Linked DNA regions of Homo sapiens: region 2 is linked to region 1. A link is a contact called in ENCODE Hi-C or POLR2A ChIA-PET data. All regions are on one chromosome and are shown on one strand. Each heading gives the region's core, a stretch centred on a gene start or an enhancer-like site at or near the end of the contact. The rest is flanking DNA. Distances are from core to core; before and after follow the strand shown.

Region 1 (3,608 bases), core at 582-3,081:
AACAGATAAAGTTTATTTTCTTCAAATAGTATCAGAAATATTTTGAAATGACCCTCAATTCCACATTGGGGTCAATTATGGGGGAGGGAAAGGGGGAAAGTGGACAGGAAGATAAGGTGGAAGAAGAGGGAGAGAAAGAGGCAGTGCTGGCCCACGGGGATGGCAGCTGGGGGTGAATCCGGGCGACCCTCCCTCCATCCAACCGTCGGCGCTCGCAGGGCGTTGAGAGTGCTTCACACAAACGGAGAGAAATGGTTGATATTAGTATAGTCATGGTTAATATAAACCTTAAATACCTTTTTAAAGATTAGAAGCTGAGCTGGGAACGGGGCAATCAGGCAGCCTCGAGGGGGGACTGCAGGGAGCAGGGGAGAGGCTTAGAGAGTTCTGAATGCCACACGCGAGGCACTTTTCTCAGGGGGCTCTTAAGCCCTAACACCTTTATAATTTCCCCTTAAGATGCTAATGATCTATTAATCACTGTTTCTGGCTGACTTCCCTTTACACCAGTGCCTTCAGAAGCTCCCCTACCGAGTGGGCCTGTCTTAGGGAGGAATTACTTCCTACAGCTAATCCAGAGTTCCCGCCCCCTGCAACAAAACCCACAGCAGCTTCTCCTCCGGTAAAGCCGGGATCTGAGCAGACAGTCACTCCTGTGGGCAGCGCTGGCTGGAAAGGACACTGGAGCAGGCCGCGCCTGGGCCTTGGAGACACGCACAGGACCCTGGAGGAGGCCACACCTGGGCCTCGGGAACGCGCACAGGACCCCGGAGGAGGCCACACCTGGGCCTCGGGAACAGGCACCAGCAGAGGCAGGACTGGAAAGGACAGGAGAGGCTGGGCCCACATTTAATCTCTGTTCCCTCTCCCTCCACAGTGGTGCCTTTATTTCTAGAAGCAACGAAGGAAACACAGTAGACTCAGAGCCAGAAGAGGAAGAGGAGGCCAGCTCCCACTGCTGCAGCACTCAGCTGGGGTCAGCGGGGCTGTGGCGTTGCACCACTCCATGAAGGGCCTGGTGTCCCTTGACTTGGACACCCTCGACCCTGCCAGGCTCGGCCCCACAGCCTTGCTCAATCCCCTCAGCACCCTCGTCTCCAGCAGACGGGTATCCTGGACATGTCTCACCTGATTTGACACAAGACCACCAAGACAAGGGGCAGGTGGGTGCAGTGGCTCACATCTATAATCCCAGCACTTTGGGAGGCTGAAGCAGGAAGATTGCTTGAGCCCAGGGGTTGGAGATCACCCTGGGCAACATGGTAAAACCCGTCTCTACAAAAAATACAAAAATTAGCCAGGTGTGGTGGTGCATGCCTGTGGTCTCAGCTACTCAGGAGGCTGAGGTGGGAGGACCGCTGGAGCCAGGGAAGTCGAGGCTGCAGTGAGCTGTGTTTGCTCCACTGCACTCCAGCCAGGGAGATAAAGCAAGACCCTGTTTCAAAAAAAAAAAAAAAAAAGTAAAGAAGGCCAGGCACAGTGGCTCACACCGGTAATCCCAACACTTTGGGCGGCTGAGACAGGCAGACCCCTTGAGTTCAGGAGTTAGAGACAAGCCTGGCCAACATGGTGAAACCCCATCTCTACTAAAAATACAAAAATTAGCCAGGCGTGTTGGCTCATGCCTGTAGTTCCAGCTACTCGAGAGGCTTAGACAGAAGAATCGCTTGAACCCGGAAGGCAGAGGTTGTAGTGTGCAGAGACTGAGCCATTGCACTCCAGGCTGGGCAACAGAGTGAGACTGTCTCAAAAAAAAAAAAAAAAAAATAGAAAAGGGGCAGCTTCCTCTGAAGCCAGCTCTGCAGACTGGCAGCTGCCTGACACCTCAGCCGGGCCATTTCCTGAACGGCTAGGCAGGGGCACGTTGGGCTTTAACTGCCCTCAGCCCCACCCCAACCAGGGCTCGCTGCACCAGAAGCTTCCTAGAAAACCACATCTTTTCTGCTAAGAATCAGAAAAGTCGTGATATTCTCAGACATCAGCCAACTACAGACTGGCCTGCAGAAGGAAGGAAAGTAGAAGGAGGAAGTCAAGTGATGCTGGGGCAAGGCAGCGTGGCCGGGCACCGCGGTCGGAACTCTCGTGCTGGTTTGCAGCTCAGAAGCGGTCCGCAGCCCCTGCCGTCCAGCCCTAACCCTGACCTCTTTAGGCCTCAGTTTCCCCACCTAGACAAGGATGATGGTCCATGAGTCTGCTATTTTTCATTGAGCAACCTTGTACTCAGTGCCTGTTCGGAATGAGAATAGCAATGTCTACAGTTCCAATGCTTTCGCCACACCTTACTCATGTCTTGTATTTAAATCCGGTCTGATGATTTACATAATGCTTCACCCACGAGAATTCCTTCAGCAGGGAATGAGGGTGTCATGGAGACGCCGCCTCGGGCCTCGGTAACCACTAGGGAAGAAACGCCAGGGACACCTGGTCCTGACTTGGGATCTGGTGCTCCAGGCTCTAGCTCTGTCCATAGCCCAAGGGTGCTGAGCCCCAAGTGGTCACACCTGCAATGTCACTGAGCTTGGGTAGTGGTCCATCCAGGGCCAGCCAGCCCAACGTAGCAGGGGCCCGCCTTCCCCAGGGACACCGTGTGGCCCAGGAGCCACAGCAGAGGAAGCTGAGCAGGGCGGCAGAGGAAGCTGAGCAGGGTGGCAGCTCCCTGGGAGGCCACACCTGTACCCCAGGGGTTCTTGGACAATTGGGGGCAGGGCTCAAGAGGGAGATCAGATATCCCCCTAACAAAGAGAGTGGGGGCTGGAGCGGTGAATTTGGACACTGAAAGAGGAGTGACTGTATTTGTACCCTGAGTGTGTGCGCCAGTCCTTGAGGGCATTACATTTTACATTACGTTTGTAATCAGAAAAGTAGACTTTCAAAAGAAGACATCATCTAAGTTACTTGTTAGGAGTGGCAGATTCATCTCCCCGGAGCTGGTGACAGTAGGGAGGCATTTGAAAAGGTGCCTGGACAGCACAGGCCTTGAGGGAGGACAGGTCCTCCATGCCCAGAATGCAACTGGCTGGCTAAGGTGCCTTCGAGGTTCCCCAGGCTGCCTGTGTAGAGAAAGCAGCAGCTGGCCCAGCAGCCCAGCTGCAAAGGGCCCTCACCATGCACCAGTTAGTTACTCATTCATTCATTTAGATGAGGTCTCGCTCTGTCATCCAGGCTCAATCATAGCTGGGTGGGGCAATCATAGCTCACTGCAGCCTCAACTTCCTGGCCTCAATTGATCCTCCCATCTCAGCCTCCTGCCTCTGTGCACCTGTCCCGAGGCCCCAACCTGCAGTCCTGAGACTACAGATGCATCTGGCCCCCGGACCTGCACTGTGTGGATGTGGCTTCTGTCAGTTCACTGCCTCAGGAGCAAGAGTAGGAATGGGAGGTCCTCCCAAGATGGAAGTTCACTGTTCTGTGAAACATGAACCCCCCGGACCTCCGTCGCCAGAGTGGTCCAGCAGGGTGCACAGGGGCTCCGGCCCCAAGCCGGCCTGCTTCTGATGGAGGGGTTTACACCGGAGCGAGGAGCTGCCCACCCGAGTCTCAGGCTCCTCATTCATCAACTGTGGATGTTGTTAGTTTAAGAATATAAAGTGCTGCCGGGCACGGTGGCA
Region 2 (3,608 bases), core at 452-2,951, 93 kb after region 1:
TCTCCGTTGCCCATGTCAGGCATTATCAATCAATCACAGCACTCTTCACGCACAGCCAAGGGCTGCAGACATCACTGGAAAAGGATTCCTGGAAGCAGGAATGGTCTGCAGCGTCAGATGCCGCGGTTAGCTCAAACAGGATGACGTCTGAAACAGGCTGGGGGATCAACATCTGGGAAGGCATTGATCTTTTCTTACCTCTCTCAAAGAAACTATTTTTTATTGTTGTTTTAATATTATGTTTATATTTTCTTTTATGAAAGTAACCTTCCAAAATTTGAAAATACTGAATCACACAAAGAAATGGTGAAATTATAGGTGATAATTTCCAGTCTTTTTGTGTGTGTGTCTCTACAGCTATACATAGTTGCAATCATACTGTATACACAATTTTTGTGTATTTCCTGATTTTTCACTGGATATTATAGCATTTCCAATTATTTATTTACCTTTTCTCTTCACTGTTAAGCATATGGGAAGTTTCCAAATTTTGTTGTTAAAATAATGTTTGTAATAAACTATTTTAAAACATAGTTTCCTTTGATTTTTAATATTTACTTAGAATAAATTTCTAGAAGTGTCCGAAATAAACATTTTAAGACTCTTGATATAACAAAATGCATTTCAGAAATGTTGTGCTGATTGGCACTCCCACCAGCAGAGAATAAAAGTATTTAAATGACTGCATGATTTTTAACTATCTTGTTTTTTTTCTTAAAGTGATGCAAATCCCTTTTGGAAACCAGAGTATAGTATAATAAACATACACACACCTAACATATATTTATATGTGTGTTATTTGCATACAATGTATATTTGTATAACTGTATATTTGTATACACATATATACAAAGAAATATCTTTCTCCAAATAATGTTAGTGATGGGGCACCAATATGAACGCAAAAGCCTTTCATCATCTCTTCTACAGGACAGCCATCATGAAACTAATTCCTTTCTCCCTTGTTTAGGGGAAAGGAAAAACAAACTAACATTTATGGAGCAAATTCTTTTTGTTGTTGTTGTTGTTTTGAGACAGAGTCTCACCCTGTCGCCCAGGCTGGAGTGCAGTGGCGCGATCTCAGCTCACTGCAAGCTCCGCCTCCCGGGTTCACGCCATTCTCCTGCCTCAGCCTCCCGAGTAGCTGGGACTACAGGCGCCCGCCACCAAGCCCGGCTAATTTTTTGTATTTTTTTTAGTAGAGACGGGGTTTCACTGTGTTAGCCAGGACGGTCTCGATCTCCTGACCTCGTGATCCGCCTGCCTCTGCCTCCCAAAGTGCTGGGATTACAGGTGTGAGCGGAGCAAATTCTTGACCTGGTATACCGTCAGTTCTTAAAAATGAATCAAGAAATGTGCCACTCTACTAGTGTCCATTTCACTCTTAGAGCAACTTGCACATGATGTAAGTAATATTTTCCTAGTTTTACAAAGAAAGGAAATAGACTTAACAAGGCTAATTCGCTTCCCCAAGGGCATGCAATTAGTAGGTGGTGAAATCAGAATTTACACTCACTCCCGTCTTCATTGAAACGTAGTGCTTAATTTCCTGTGAGCTGCACTGGAGAGAGCTCTATCCTTGAAAGGCAAGATTTTCTTGGTTCTTTCAAAGATGACATCAGAGGGGTGGTGCCTGCTGTTTTCTAAGACTCACTTCTGGTTTCTGGTTGATTAGTTCTTTAGGAGAAGGCTCCCAACCCTCAATAGGAAGCCCAGTCTCCAAAGGTGGCCAGAACACGGTCCCCTCTCTGTGGGCATTAGCCTGGATAAAAGCCAGCTCTGAGGTCATATTTATTATATGATTGTGTAATAAAAGCTCTTTACTGGTGAATTGGCCGCTGGCAGCATTTTCCTGAGAATTCGAGGGAATCAAGTGTACAGAATAACAAGAAAAACAGCGCCTTAGGAAGCGTCCCAAAGGAATGGAGGGAGCACCCGCCATAGGTGCCAGGGACACCCGTGGGTCGCGCCTGTTTGCCTGCACTCTCAACTCCCTTCCTCTAGCTGCTGGGTGTTACTTACTCTGCCAACAATTTGTTACATTGTGTTTTTTAAAACACTGTTCAGGCCGGGTGCGGTGGCTCACGCCTGTAATCCCAGCACTTTGGGAGGCAGAGACGGGCGGATCACAAGGTCAAGAGATCGAGACCATCCTGGCTAACATGGTGAAACCCCGTCTCTACTAAAAATATAAAAATTAGCCGGGCGTGGTGGCGGGCGCCTGTAATCCCAGCTACTCGGGAGGCTGAGGCAGGAGAATGGCGTGAACCCGGGAGGCGGAGGTTCCACTGAGCCAAGATCGCGCCACTGCACTCCAGCCTGGCGACAGAGCGAGACTCCGTCTCAAACAAAACAAAACAAGAAAACACAACACGGTTCAGATTGTCACTGCGCCCTGTGATGTGTCCTCTTTGCCGTAAGGAGTTGTTGTGTAGGTTTGGGAACAAGGGGTAGGGGCATCGCCTCTCCTGCCAGAGGGCGGTAGGACTGTCCGATGACACCTGGTTTCCATAGCACTCCCGACAAGCCCTAGGAGGCTGTTCTCCTTACACATAATTATTCTAGATCTCCCTCTTGTGGACCATCTATGAAATAAAAGACACCAGTCTTTTTTTTTTTTTTTAACAGAGGCTTGCTCTGTTGCCCAGGCTGGAGTGCAGTGGTGTGATCTCGGCTCACTGCAGCCTCCGCTTCCTGGGTTCAAGTGATTCTCCGGCCTCAGCCTCCTGAGTAGCTGGGATTACAGGCGCCCACTACCACACCCAGCTGATTTTTGTATTTTTAGTAGAGACAGGGTTTCACCATGTTGGTCAGGCTGGTCTCAAACTCCTGACTCCACCTGCCTCGGCCTCCCAAAGTGCTGGGATTACAGGTGTGAACCACGGCCCCCCCGCCCCCCCGCCAAAACCAATCATATTTAATAGATACAATGAAGAATGTTATAGGTTATAAGGAATTAATTTCTGTGAGTACTATTTCAACATGTAAGACCATTAGTTTTTTTGTTATGAAATATTACAGACTTTTTAAATGTATATAGAGAATAATATAAAAATACCCATGCACCCACAAACCAGCTTTATCAGATCTTAACATTTTGCCCCACATTTACTTCAGATCCTTTAAAAAGGTAAAATAGATACAGTTGAGGGTCCCTAAATATATCCTCTCCCTAAAGTAATCATGGTTCTGAATTTATCTGTATTACTCCCATACATATGTTTATACTTCTCTACATGTATGTGTGCCAATACAATGCACACTGCTGTTTTATATGTTTGAAATTTTATAAGAAGTTACTGTCACACTGCATGTATTATTCTGCAATCTGTTTTTCTCCCACAATATTATACTTTTGAAGTTTTTCCTTGTGTTTCTGTTTCATTCATTTTCCTCTTCTGTATGCTATTGGTTGTATAAATATCACAACATATTTACCAGTTCTCTTATTCTGGGACATTTAGGTTATTTCCATTTTTCCTCATAACAAACAATGCTGTGGTGAACACACTTGGCCTTGCCTCCTTGTCTGTATATGGGAACTTTTCTAGAATATCCTAAAAGGGGAGTGCTGGCTCATTATACTGGGCTTCTTCAGCTTTACTGCT

What was found. Hi-C counts contacts between places; a loop is a spot of excess contacts on that map. ChIA-PET counts read pairs that join two places held with the same protein, here RNA polymerase II (POLR2A). Pooled maps may share reads with other maps.
Region 2: a loop to region 1 is called in a pooled map, with 6 times the contacts of the local background. The contact joins two enhancer-like sites. A Hi-C loop is called at or near these places in 2 of 168 maps with a recorded cell type or tissue (B cell and Calu3) and 6 of 50 pooled maps. POLR2A ChIA-PET finds 5 or more read pairs at or near these places in 3 of 52 experiments (OCI-LY7, activated T-cell and activated naive CD8-positive, alpha-beta T cell).

What each region holds. Positions count from the first base shown.
Region 1 is chr7:151,837,265-151,840,872 of GRCh38, forward strand. All of the region lies in intron 1 of PRKAG2 (protein kinase AMP-activated non-catalytic subunit gamma 2), which reads right to left. Among named protein-coding and RNA genes, the nearest start is that of PRKAG2-AS2, 33 kb to the left of the region's middle. RefSeq lists enhancers at 759-1,340, 1,573-1,622. Within about 2 kb of position 1,832, at least 10 of the 41 ENCODE cell types and tissues checked have a DNase peak (open chromatin) inside an H3K27ac peak, as active enhancers do.
Region 2 is chr7:151,930,875-151,934,482 of GRCh38, forward strand. No RefSeq gene overlaps it. Among named protein-coding and RNA genes, the nearest start is that of GALNTL5, 24 kb to the right of the region's middle. RefSeq lists enhancers at 2,430-2,529, 2,550-2,599. Within about 2 kb of position 1,702, at least 11 of the 41 ENCODE cell types and tissues checked have a DNase peak (open chromatin) inside an H3K27ac peak, as active enhancers do.